2 separate regions of the Homo sapiens genome follow, and region 1 is linked to region 2. A link is a contact called in ENCODE Hi-C or POLR2A ChIA-PET data. All regions are on one chromosome and are shown on one strand. Each heading gives the region's core, a stretch centred on a gene start or an enhancer-like site at or near the end of the contact. The rest is flanking DNA. Distances are from core to core; before and after follow the strand shown.

The links. Hi-C counts contacts between places; a loop is a spot of excess contacts on that map. ChIA-PET counts read pairs that join two places held with the same protein, here RNA polymerase II (POLR2A).
Region 1: a map of posterior vena cava shows a loop between it and region 2 (13-fold over the local background). The contact joins two enhancer-like sites. A Hi-C loop is called at or near these places in 1 of 168 maps with a recorded cell type or tissue (posterior vena cava). POLR2A ChIA-PET finds 5 or more read pairs at or near these places in 1 of 52 experiments (CD8-positive, alpha-beta memory T cell).

Annotation. Positions count from the first base shown.
Region 1 is chr10:71,009,112-71,015,836 of GRCh38, reverse strand. No RefSeq gene overlaps it. Among named protein-coding and RNA genes, the nearest start is that of LINC02622, 73 kb to the right of the region's middle. Within about 2 kb of position 1,661, at least 4 of the 41 ENCODE cell types and tissues checked have a DNase peak (open chromatin) inside an H3K27ac peak, as active enhancers do.
Region 2 is chr10:69,898,423-69,904,876 of GRCh38, reverse strand. It overlaps COL13A1 (collagen type XIII alpha 1 chain), which reads right to left. Exons shown (of 41, transcript NM_001368882.1): 14 at 6,115-6,180; 15 at 2,022-2,129. Among named protein-coding and RNA genes, the nearest start is that of COL13A1, 100 kb to the right of the region's middle. RefSeq lists enhancers at 1-378, 1,371-1,970. Within about 2 kb of position 3,060, at least 6 of the 41 ENCODE cell types and tissues checked have a DNase peak (open chromatin) inside an H3K27ac peak, as active enhancers do.

The DNA of each region.
Region 1 (6,725 bases), core at 412-2,911, 1.1 Mb before region 2:
TGCTTCTTCTACACTGAGTTCCATCTTCCTGAAACTTCCAGCTGTAGGTCTGGGTTTCTTTGTCGCCTCCCGAGGCCCCTGACGTGGTGGGCACCATCTGGGGATGCAGTCAGAGCCCCTGTGCGGCTTTACCAGCATACGACCTCCTATTGCCCCCCAAAACCTATGCTGGCTTCCTCTCATTTATAACCCATCCTCTTCTCAAGTGTTGTTCATGCAAATGTCCTTTCCAGAGAGGCTTCAAGGTAGAGTGGGAAGCAACTTAGGAGTCAGATGTCAAATGATAACAACAGTAAGCTTTAAGTGAGAGTTTACTATGTAACAGACATTGTACCAAGTATTTTATAAACATCATCTCCTTTTGTCTGCACAAGGTCTTTATAATGAATTAGGTCATATTCTATGCATACACATGAATGTGTGTGTGTGTGTGTGTATGTGTGCGTGTGCATGTGCGTGTGTATTTCTAACCAAAAGGTAGTACACTTTACATGCTGTTCCGCACCTTGATGTTTTTTTCTCTCAACAATATACCTTTAGATTATTCCATTTCATTACATATAGAGTATTCCAGTGCATGGTTGTACTATAATTTAGAAAATAAACGTCTTTGACGGATATTTAGATTTTTTCCGATATTTCTTTTACTTGGTTCATTTTGGGAATAAATTCTTAAAAGGTGAATCTCAGCATCACTGTAAGTAACTCAAGGAATTGGAGCCACTGGGGTGGGGTTCAGGTGGGAAGGAAAGTCAGACTGTGATTCTTAGAGGAGGAAGGGATGAGAAAGAGGGGGAAGTTGAGAGGATCAAGGAGGACAGATAGTAAAAGAGCTGCTGGAGGGGTCCCATTTCTGGAGGCAGCAGCATGGAGCTGGGGCTGGGCAGAGCTGTGCGCTGCATGCCCCAGGGATGCCTTGGGGCTGTGCAGGTGGGTAGGGTTGAGGAGGGAGTAGAAGGCCCAAGGTCTGCTCCAAACTGCCATGCCCCACCTCTCCCTTTACCTCCCCACCCCCACCATACTTCCCTCCTGCTCTCCTTTCCTCCCCAGCCTGGGAAAATTCTGTCAGAATTAATAAACGCAGCAGATTGCTTGGAGATGGAGGGTGAGGGATGGAGACAGTCTGGGGCTCTGATATTTCCCTCATGTGCAATAATCTGGTGGTGAGATCTGGAATTAAAACCTCTTTCCTGGAGCCTTTATTAACATTAGCTCCTAATGCATAATTACCCGGCAAGCCCAGGGGGCTGATGCTTGTGTCGCCCCATCTATGCCTCTCTCCTTGAACAGGCCACCTGCTCCTTGGGGCCAGGAGAGCAGAGGCCCTGGTGGAGAAGGAAGGGCTGGCTCTTCCAGCACAGGTGGAGCCAGTCTGGTGGCCTGGGTTCCTGAGCTACTAGCCTGCTGGTGACCTTGAGCATTTCACTGTCCCTCCATAACCTCAGAGGGACTGTGGGGTCCAGGTATAGGTGGGGGTTCAGACGGAGCAGCCAGTATCAGACACAGCTTGGCTGCCTGTTCCTTTCAGCCCTCCTGGCTATTGAAGCGGTCACCATGGTAGTGGTGGGGTTATAACCAGCACAAGTGGGTGGCTGTGAGTTCTGACTGGCCCATCTCCAGGGCAGCCATCATCGTATCCTCCTGACTGTGACTACTAGAAACCTCTCAGGCCTGAGTAGGGCTGGGGAACAGCTAGAACTTGTTTTCTTCTCTGAAGGCAGGAGGCTTGTTGCTGCACGGCAGGGCCTCAGCTCTGCAGTGGTTGTTCCCACGTGGACTTGGTGGGCTTTGGCAAATGCTTGTCTTCTCTGTCCTTGGTTTCTCTAGCCCGACAATAAGGGTGTCGCCCAGGGCTCCTCCTCTGCTCCTCATATTCAGAGTCTGTGGAGGTGTCAGGAGTCCCAGAGTTGGCAAAAACACAGTCTGAGCAGATGAAAACCAAGGATAGGGTGTTCTGAGAGCCCCACTCTCCTGGGTCCCCATGTTAATTACCAGCAGATGTACTGGCTGCAGTCCTGGCTCCCAGCTGGATTAAGCAGGCAGTTTGCACACAACAGGAGGAAGTACCTCATTGTTTCTCCCATCAAGCTCTGCCTGCCATAGGGCCTTTGCACATGCTGTTCCTCCTGTCTATAATATTCTTTCCACCCTCTTATTTCCTACTCTTCCTTCAGAACTCAGGCCAATCATCATTTCTTACAGGAAGCCTTCCCTGACTTCCCCACTGAGGTCAGATTCGTGGCGCCCCATAAGTCTCCTTCATGGTGATTCTGAGTTGCTGAAATCAGGGCATGAAAAAAGTGGCTGTATTTTTGTGTCACTGAACTTAAGTTCTACTATAAGTGCCCATTCTGCCAGGAGGCAGGAATGTAATCGAAAGCCATTCAGGGTCCTCCTGCTTTCCCTGGCATTTCGTGTGCTGAGCCTCCCACGCCTCAGTGTTGGCTGCTCCCTGGCATCCTTGAACCGGCTCTTCTAGCACAGGTGCACATCCTTGTTCCTGTCCCATCTCTGCACCCACAGCCCCTACTGCATCATTACCAGCCTGACCTGAGTCCCCTGCTACGACCCATGCTGCTCCCATTTCTTCTGCTCCCATGTGATGCTGGGCACAGGGAAACTTGGGGGACCCCACCAGGTAGGGTGAACAGGGGAGGGGCGGATGCAGATTCTCTCTGTCCTGAAAGTCCCCAAGTGGGTGGGGGTGGGGGAGGAAGGGAAACAGTGACAGGCGTACCTCCTTGGGGGCCTACCAATCCTCAGTGCTTTTTCTGGTCCTTTCACTCTCCTCTCCCCCTCCCTGCCAGGCGCTGAGGCTCTTCCTGGAGTCTGGGGAGAGGGAGAGGTGCCATCTAGCAAAGGTCTGCAGCAACACCTGCAAACATGCTGCTTCTGCCCTGCACTGCTCAAGAACAAACTCTGTTCTGCTGCAGCATCCTGGTGGTAAGAAGAGGGGGCAGGGAGAGAACAAGATATACCAGAGAGGGCAGACTGTGGTGGGCACATGAGGAGGCAGGGTCATTCCGTGGTTACAGTAAGGTGATATTCTGGAGCCAGATGGCCTGGGTTCAAGCCCAGCTCTGCTGCCTGCCTGCTGTGCAAACTTGGGCAAGTTACTTTATCTCTCTGGTCCTCGGTTTCCTGTGGGACACTGACAATGTCCACCTGAGTCAGGATGAACCAAGGTAATGTGCACAAAGTGACTGGCACATAGGAAACATTCAGGAGATAATTGCTGTTCCCTTAAAAACAGCACTTTCCTTCTCCCCACGCCACCCCCATCCCCAGTAAAGCTTATCATTGCTTGGTGAGTTTGTGATTAGAGTCAGTCTCCCCCACCACACTGTGCACTCCAGGAGGGTGGAGCCAAGGCTGCATTGTGGACTGCTTGCTGGTCTGGGGTAACATTGTGTAGGCCCAGTGCTGGCACACTCTGTATGCTGCGGTTCCGGTTTGCATCCCTGATAGCCCTGCACACACCTGACCATGGCCTTGCCCACCTGTCCTGCCCATGGTTCTTCCAGGAAGCCTTCCCTGATACCCCCACTTAGAAAACTCTCCCCCAACCTCAGGGCTCTCCACAGCCCCCATCGAGAGTGTGGCTCCATCTTCCCCGGCAAGAAGTGCAAGTCCCTTGAGGCCGGGAGCTGCACCCAGCTCACCTGTTTCCCGAACTGGGCCCAGCTGAGGGGCTCCAGGTAAGGTTGGTCTCAGTTCTCTTTAGTGTACTTGAGCCCAGAGAAGAAGGCAAAGCAGGCCTTATCCCCATCTTGTGGCTAGAACTGAGACTCAGAGAGGTTAATCAGCTTACTCATATCACACAGCTGCCGAGGGGAGAGGTTGGGACTGGGACTTGGGGGACAGGACACCCAGCCTCTGTTTCCCCTCTTGACCCAGGGAGCTCACACTCTAACTGGGGGAACATAGGATGGGGCAAAGGAATCACTCAGAAGACAATGACAGATAAAAACAAAGTCACCATGAGCTAGTGCAGTCCTGAGACCTCTGGAGATCTTTTGTAAGAATGAGTGAGGAAATCACTGCAGGCCTCAGTGCCAGGATGAGGCAGGGCCAGGATCTCCCAGAGTCCCTGACAGTGACCTGAGGTACTGGCCCACCTGCCCATGGCTAAGGTCAAGGAAACAGGGCACCGCAGCCTTCACCCCGAGCTGGGGCAGCTTCATCATCAGCTGAGTTCCTGAGGACCTGCTATGTGCACATCTCCATCCTCCCACACCCTCCCCAGTTCTCACCATGACAACAATCACGTCTAAGGCCCAGAGAGGGGAAGGGACTCATCCAGAGCACGCAGCCTGGTGCCACAGCCCTTAGATTGGATCTGCAAGGAGCCAGGAGCCCCAGTGGCTCTGTTCTCAACTTCCAGACCATTATCTCAAGGTCCTTATCAAGACCTCCCCACTCTGGGCAACCAGGAGCCAGGATACAAAGTTTTAAGCTAGCCCCTCTCCAGCCGCAAACCCAGGTTGGTTTCTTGGGTTCTTCACCCTGCAACAAGTTGGGCCACCTGCTTTTTTGCAGCTAGACTGAAAGGCAATTGATATGGTTTGTCTCCAGCCAAATCTCATCTGGAACTGTAATCCCCAAGTGTGGAGGGAGGGACCTTGTGGGAGGTGATTGGATAATGGGGACGGTTTCCCCCATGCTGTTCTTGTGATGGTGAGTGAGTGCTCATGAGATCCGATGTTTTAAAAGTTTTTGGCGTTTCCCCTCACTGTTCTCTCTCCTGGGGCCATGAGAAGACGTGCCTTGCTTCCCCTTTGCCTTCTGCCATGATTGCAAGTTTCCTGAGGCCTCCCCAGTCATGCAGACTATGAGTTAATTAAACCTTTTTCCTTTATAAAGTACCCAGTCTCAGGTATTCTTTACAGCTGTGTGAAAATGGACTAATACAGCAACTCACACTGCCCTCTGGCTGGGCTGACCTAGATCAGCAGAAAATAACTCCTTCCAGGAAAAATAACCCAAACGCACCACCAGCTCCCTGTTCTATCCCTCAGGAAGCCACTGAGCCCAGCCGGGGCCCAGGCCCTCAACACTGAAGGAGCTGGGAGGGCAAAGAGGACAAGGACCCCTGGGTGAGGACCATGGCCTGAGATGGAAGCCCCCCTTCCCTGTCTCTCCCATGGCTCTCAAGCTGGCATTTAGTCTCATTTCATCTTCACGGTATCGGGAAGTGGCCATTATTGGCCCCAGTTGTCTGGGAAGGAACCTGAGGCTCCAAGAGGTAAAGTGATTCACCCAAGCTCACACAGCAAGGAAACAGCAAGGACAATGCTGGTTCTGGCTCCAGAGTAGGAGCTGGTTTCATGGCCTGCACTGTGTCTCTGAAGGTCCTGGAAGTCCTGCTCAGGCCCACTTCTTCCAAGAGATGCTGATCCCTGGCCCCATGGGGACTTGGTCTGCTCAAGCAACTGCACCTCTGCTTCTTTCTCCTGCCAACCCCCTAAACTCACTCTGGTAGGCTAGGGTGGTGGCTAAGGGTTCAAGCTCCAGACTCTGACTGCCTGGTGTTGGATCCTAACTCTACTTCTTAGGAACTGATTTGGGCCAGTCATAACCTCAGTTACCTCATCTGTAAAATGGGACTGATAATAATGGCGACTGCTTCCTGGGGTTGTTTTCAGGAGCTTGTAAAGTTGCCTGTGGCATATGGGAAGGGCACAGTGGGTGCTGGCTTCTGCAGGTAGTTTTCTTCTCATGACCGTGAGCTGCCTTTAAAGCAAGGTAACTGGTACCCAGGGACTCCCCAGTCACTTTCCCTTTTCTGCCCCCTTCCAGCTGGGTTGCATCCTCAGTTTCTATCCCAGCCAACCAGAGACTCCTTTTGTTCAAAGAGAATCAGCAGGAACGAGAAGGACCCGGGTCCACATCCCACATTTCCTGGCCGAAGCCAGAGCACTGGACTGGGGCAGGGACACCCGGGTCCTGCTCCCCACTTTGTGATTTATCAGCACCCTGGCATTCAGCAGGTCACTTAATTTCTGAGTTTCAGTTTCTATATCATCTAGCTCTAGCTAGCTAGCTGATTAAAAGCCCTTATTGGTCTCGAGGGGTTGTTATGACCATCAAATAGGAAAATAGACACAAATTGTAAAGTGATGCCCCTATAAATGGAGTTATCATTGTGTGTTTATGTATGGAGAGAATTCCAGATAGCGAATGGATGAGATGTGGGACCTTGGGGAAGGCCCTACCCTCTCTTAGCCTCAGTTTCCCTGTCCGTGCAGCTCATCTAGCTCTAAAACACCAGGCAGTGGATTCCTCCATGAGAAAATGGACAAGCCAACAGGACTTCTGTGTCTGCAACATGATCTCCCCTCTCTCAGGGGACACAAACTCCCTGCCGGCGTGGCTAGTGATTAATAGGCTCTGAGTGGGGCCCCTGACCCCTTGTCAGGGCCATCAAGGTAAGTGCCCATCCACAAGCTGAGGGCTCCATCGATGAATAAATAATAACAGCAGTGAAGTAATGGGATCCGGGGAGGCCGCTTAGGATAATGGAGCAACAGACGCGGTGTTCAAGCCCCAGGGACCGGAGCATCCGGAAGAGCTGCCGGAATAGCGGCAGGAGCCTGGGCGTGTGCACATCCTGGCTGATGTTCGTCTGTGACCGTGACGACAATCAGGCTCTGTCCCAGCCTGGGTGACTTTGCAGCAGTGTGGTTCATACTGAAGTGACGAGCACAGGCTTTGGAGCCACATGG
Region 2 (6,454 bases), core at 1,811-4,310:
GGGGCTAGCCATACTTACAGTAGACCCTAGGGGCAGAGCAGCTCCCAATAGCTATGGCAAGAGAATAGGCATGCTATAGCCAACAGCTCTAGTGGATCCTAGAAGGGGATCTGAAACCTGCTGAGGGCACGTGGGGATAACAGGCTTATGTCCCTCTTTGCAGCCATGTGGGGGCCGCGGGCAATTCTGCTGTGCTCACCCATGGAAAGTAGGTCAGCAGCATCATGCTAAATTGACAGTGTGGTTTGGTCCAGATCCTCATTCACCCACCTCCTAATTGGAACCCCTCCCTAGAAAGCCGGCCTTGCCCAGCAAAGCCTCGGTTTTGCCCTTGGTCCTGCCTGCCAGTGGAGGAGCCCTCTGTCTCCTTCTGCCCATGGTGCTGTGGGCATGGCAGCTGGCCACAGTGAGGTGGTGTGAGCCGAGGGAGAGGCCAGGGAAGGCTGCTGGCTCCACCGCAGCCTTGGGTGTAGGTGTGGACAGCAAACGTGGGCTGGAGAAAGCCGTGATGCCTGAGTCTGGTCTATTGCAATTGGGTTAAGAAACATGCTCTCTGGTTTTCTTTTTTTGGTTGTCGTTGTTGTTATAAACAACCTAACAAAGAAAACCACCTGGCTTGGGTTCAGTGGATGAGAGCCCCAAGTGTTAGGAGGGGGGTGGGGTAGAAAGGGCAGCGGTCAGCAAAAAGTGAATTTGGAGCACTTTTTGGTTTTCTTGCCTTAGTTTGGTTCCGTTTCCTGAGTTTCCCTTCCTTTCAGGTTTTCCCATCTAAAAACTGGTGGAAATAAGACTAACCCCCCTCTCTGGGGTGCTGGGGCGAAATTGTGGAAAAATTTAAAATTCATTTCAGGGGTCAAGCATTGCAGGGGTCATTGTGCTGGCCTTCCCAGCCAAGGTGGATGCTGTGTTCGGCCATAGCTGTGGCCCGGCCCAGGAAGACCCTATAACAAGCTTTGAGATTGAAAGCTGGGCAGCCAAGGGGCCCAGACATGCAAACAGGCCATCTAGAATGTGGCCGTACACACAGGGTGCTAATTGTTGGGGACATCCTTGCCCAGTGATTCCACCTCTGGGACTCTATTCCAGCAAAACTATCAGAGATGCGCACAAACATTATGTTTCTTTGTCTATGTTCCATTCTTTTCACAATTAATTTATGGTGCTTTTGTCATAAGAAGGAAAAACAGGTTTTGTTTTGGTTTTTCTACCACATGGGAAAAACATTATTTAAAAAGCATTTTGCCCTTTACCTGCCTCTCCAATAACATTAGTCTTACGGGTGGGTGGAAGACCCGTTTTCTCTGAAGTCCAGGTACCCACTGAGTTATTCTGTCCTGGGGCTTTGTTGTATAAATTGGGCTGGGAAAGAGTGGAGTCTTAGCCAGGGCTTGAACATGGGTGACTTGGCGGCCGCTGGGCTTGACCTGTCACTTGAATGTGGTCCAGCCTGGAGAGGTGCCAGTTGGCCTCTCTGGAGTCCTCCAGGCAGTGACCCTGCAGGCCCCGCAGGCTTGATGCATCCTCAGGCTTGGCGCAGGGCTCTTGGCTGACTGGACCTTCAGCTCAGCTGGCAGGTGGCCCAGCAGTGTGAAACCTGCACACGCCCCTGGAAGGCATGTTCACTGGGGTGCCAGGTAGTTGGATGACCCCTCACTACCTCCTTCAGAACCCACTGCCTGACTCAGGTTTTGCTAAGGGGCTCAGGGATAGCCATCAGAGGTGCCCTTGGGAATTCTCTTTCCAAATTCCTCTCTGCTGGGGCTGGGAACGGGGCAGGCAGGCCATTGGCGGTCTCCTCCCTGGAAGGCAGGGAACATGGCCCAGGTTGTGTTTCAGAGCCAGAGTGCAACAGGTGGTGAGTGTGATGGGGATGAATAGCCCCTTGCATGGTTCACCCACATCCAATGGCCCTGCCAAGGCATTTCTGCTTTTTGTAGGGGACCCACTGCCTATTCAAGGTTTGGAGGTTTCCAGAGAGTTCTTGGGATAAGTCTTGAAGGAGAGAGGAAGGGAATACTTACAGGTGGCCCCATAGGCCCTGGCAGTCCTGGGTGCCCCAGAGGTCCACTTGGTCCAGGGGGGCCTGGGGGCCCTGGTGGACCTTGGATGCTGGCCTGGCTCTGTTCGCCCTGAGGTTCATGGAAACGAATGTTAGAGGGAAGGCCCCCAGAGCTGCAGACCGTCCCCCACCCTCAGGCCATGCACCCAGTGAAGGCCTGCTGTGATTTCTGCCGGGAAGGAGTGGTGATGGGGGGAGGAAGCGGTGGCATGATGGTGATGATGCTGTGGTAGTGGTGATGACATGCAGGGGCTGGTGGCAGTGAGAAGAACGCCAAGATGTTAGGTCCCTGAAGGTGGGGCTTCCAAAGAGGAGTTGCTGCGGAGAGACATTCTGCGGGGGGGCAGAGGCAGAGGAGTGGGTGGGAGACAGCCCCTGGCCCAACCAAAGGCCTGCTCCCAGCCTGGCCAGATGGCCTGAATCTTCAGCCTGGGCCTGCCTCTGTCACCCTCCCTGTGTGGCGAGGCACAGTTCTCCCTAAGCCCCAGTCTCTCAGCCATAGAATGGGAACAATAGCCCTCGTTTCCTGTCTCAGCTTTTTGCTGTCTTTATCTGACCCAGAGGATCAAATGGGATCCTTAGGTCAAAGCCCATGGAATTTTATTTGGCTCACTAAACAACTGAGCAAGAGACTTTACATATAAAATTTGAATTGGTGGCTTCTGATGAAACACTGGGAACCCTGGCTGAGCTGGGCCCACATTCCTACGTCCAAGGAGTGGCTGCCTGTTAAGTGGGGCCTGAGTTCTCTGGCTGCTTTTGTCCTCTCCCTCCTAGCCCTTCTCACACACAGCCTGCTTCTGTTACTTAAGGTGATCTGCCTGGCCTGGGAGGGCAATTGAGCCTGCAATCTTTGGTTTCATTGAAAGAGTTTGGAAGCTGTGTGGAAGTGCTTTATGCTGCGTGGGGAGGCTGTTATTATTCCCTTGTCTCCTCAGCCAGCTGCTCTGAGCCCGCCTTCCCACCATGCCTGTCCACGGGATGGACTGTGAGCCCAGGGAGGTAGCGATGGCATCATGCTCCCCCTGGAGGAGGAGATGGCCTGGTGCACGTGACCCAGATTTCAGGGCTGGGGCAACACAAAGTCATCTTAGATCTAAACCAAGTCTGGCTCCTTGGTTTGTTATTTTCTAAATGACCTCTCTGGGATCAATCTGGGCTTAGCTCTTGTGAGGAGGGGCCCATCCCTGCAGATGGGCTGAAGCAGAACCTCCTGGCAGGTGTGGGAGCTCTAGGGTGGAGGCTGGGGGATGCAGGCGGCTGGAGTTCCAGGCCGGCCCACCTTTCTCAGAGGATCTCAGCAAGCCCCTATGACACACCTGAGGGGTCTCCTGCTTCCCCATGCGAGGAAGGCAGCTGATGATGCTTGCTGCAAACTCTAGAGGGAAGTGGTGGTGATAAATAGGAGTGCACAACCTGGGAATGAGAAATGTAAGCTTTCAGCAAGACCTGCTTGCACCATCTTTTGGCTGGAAAACCTGTAGGCAGATGGCATCTAGCAGTGTCACTCTGGAGCCTGGGTCCTATCCTGCCACACCCTCTGAGAAGCCACTTTAGGGCTCAGGGTGTCCATGGCAGAGGAGCAGGTGTTGAAATCACTGTGGCAGCTGCCCTGACTGCAGGTCCCCCACCCGGCTGCATGTTGGTTGTTGATAAGTCTCAGGTGTCAGTGTTTCTTCTGAACCAAGAAAGGCTTCACTAAGCCTCAGGCCTTAAAAAGGGACCAGTGCAGCCTCCTTTTCAACCACATCAAATCTGATTCAGCTGCTTGGGTCCCGGAACCTCCTCAGAATCCTGTACTTTGTGTGTTTATATTTTTTGTGGGTTTCTACATTCACAAGATGGGGGAGGCTTAGTCTGAAGTAAACTCCCGAGCTCCTTTCTGGCTGTGAAATTCTAGAATCTTCATAACGTCACAAGTCCTATGTTACAGAAGAGAAAACTGAGGCTCCAAGAAGTTGAATTCTCTGATCAAAGTCACATGGGAATTCAGGGTGGCGCCAGGACCCAAAGTTGGAACTGCAGACTCTCCCTATTCTTTCCAAGTAAGCCCCCAGCAAAAAGGGCTCACCATCTACACTTTCTGCTCTTTGGAAATGACGTCCAACACCATCTGCTAAGCACATCATATTTCATATAAAGCTTCCTTTTTCAGTGAATCTTAGACCCAATGTTTAAGCGGCTTGTAGAGCCTGTAAAATCAATATTGGTTTATTGATAAGAAATGGACAAGCATTTTTATGTCCCATAGTGGCTGACAGCATAAAAAACCTGATTCTGGAGGCAGAATCTGCAGCAGGTAGCTCAGAGGTGCCTCGTCTTCTTTCTCTACTTTGGAAACCAGGTCAGGGTAGCACAGAAAGTTCTGGCTTCACCACCTCTTGCTCTTGAAAAGGGAGGCAGTAACATGCAGTGGCCTGGATGGAATCCTGCACCCCTCTTGAGTTCTTCCTTTGTAAAGCGGGGGATAGTGAGATGGCTGGTGTGGGGAATGCATGAGATAATTTGCATAGAATTCTCACAACAATGTCTGGAACCCAGTGAGGGCTCAAAAAAGAACAGCTGATACACCTAAGGCTGGGAGGTCGCTGTTGGGGCCCAGGAGAATGGCTATTCTGAGAGTGTGGACTCAGCTCTCCTGGAATGGGGTCCGGCACAGCCTGGGGTGGGTGACAGGGGTGGGCCTGGTACTTCTCTAAGCTGCCAGTGGGCCTCCTGAGTAGCCATGCTCTGGTGAGTGCTCGGGCACACGGAGGCTCTCGAGGATTTGGCCAGGCGTAATGAGATATGTGGCCTGCAGGCTTGGGTGGCACTGGAGTCACGTGTCCCTCTGTATTTTTAGCTGTTAATTGGAGGGATTTTTCAGCCTTGTTCAATCAGGTGCCTGAACATCTAGGCCCTTGGGCTCCTGACTCCTGAGTCAGGCCAGATTGTTGCTTGAGGCTCTGCGGTCAGGCTTGTAGAAAGCAGCTCAGAGCCCTGCCACTGCTAGCGTCCCTGTGCTGGGCGGGGTACCTGGTGCAGCATGAGAAAGGTGAGGAGCACAGGGGCAGCCATGGGCCAGCCAGCCTGGAATCAAGCTGTGATCTCTGAAGAGCAGAGGCCAGATGGCTTTGTTCTTTGTGATCTGCTCCTATCCAAGCCTCCTTGGGTTAGGAAGGCAGGAAGAAGAAGGAAGCACTTGCTCACAATGTGGGTTGTGGACTACATTCCCTCCACAAATTCCCTTGCTCCCCAAACTCAGGTTACGAGGGATCAGATGCTAAGCAGTCTGCATTTCTAAGTAGAGAGGAGGTAGGTCCAGCTGAGAGAGCCCTGGATGTGAGGTCTGAAGACCTGACTTCAATTTCAATTCTGCTTCAAGGCCAGTTTCAATTCTGCCTCTTACTGTTAGTATAACCTTGGGCAAATCAATTCACTTCTCTGAGCCTCAGTTACCTTATCTCCAAAATATGGATAATAGTAATAAAAACAGCTAACAATTATGTCTCTTAAACTGTGCCAGGAACTATTCCAAATGCTTTACATATCAACAACAACCCTGTGAAATAGACACTGTTATTATCCTTATTTTATAGATGAGAAGGCTGGGACACAGGTCAAGTAACTTGCCCCAAATGACACAGCTAGTAACAGGCAGAGAGACTGGGTACAAATCCCCACTCTGCAATGTACTGGCTGTGTGACCTTGGCAACTTGGTTAACCTCTCTGAGCCTCGATTTCCTCATCGTGAAATAAGGATGATCATGCCTAATTCATAAAACTGTTGGTGAATGAAATATAACCAGGCCTGTGAAATGGGTAACAGGGTGCCTGGCACACACTGACAGCTCTTGTTGATGGCTGTTTTGAGTAATCATTGTGTGGTGGTAGTTGTGGGTCTTCTGGGGCCTGTGTGTTGTGTATTTCCATGTCTATGGTATACGTGGGCCTATTTTTGTCTGATTTAATTTCACTGAATTAGAGAGAGGTTCTGGCTTTGTCTGCAGCCCCAGCAGGCTTGCCGGGCCCCTTGGGAAACCACACATGGTCTGGACAAACGGGAGGTGTCTACCTGGAACGTCCGCCTTTTTATGACCGGGGGTGGAGCCAGTCGCACTGAATTGAGGAGAGGCAGCAGCTGAGGAGAAAGATGAGTTGGAGGGCCAGAGGGCAAAGGCCAAAGATCACAGGTATTCAGATCGATGCCAAAAGTCACCAGGAGGGCAGGGCAACCAAGAGGGACCGGAGCAGAGGAAGAGAGAAGAGAGATTAGCGTGCACATGAGGAGTGGGAGGGAAGGAGTGGACAGGGCACTCTCACGGCTTGAGGATGCAGAGCGGAGCTTGCCCTTGGATGGCACAGCCGTCCCTTAGGAGGAGTTGTGGCCCTCAGTCCACACCCGGCCTCGGCCT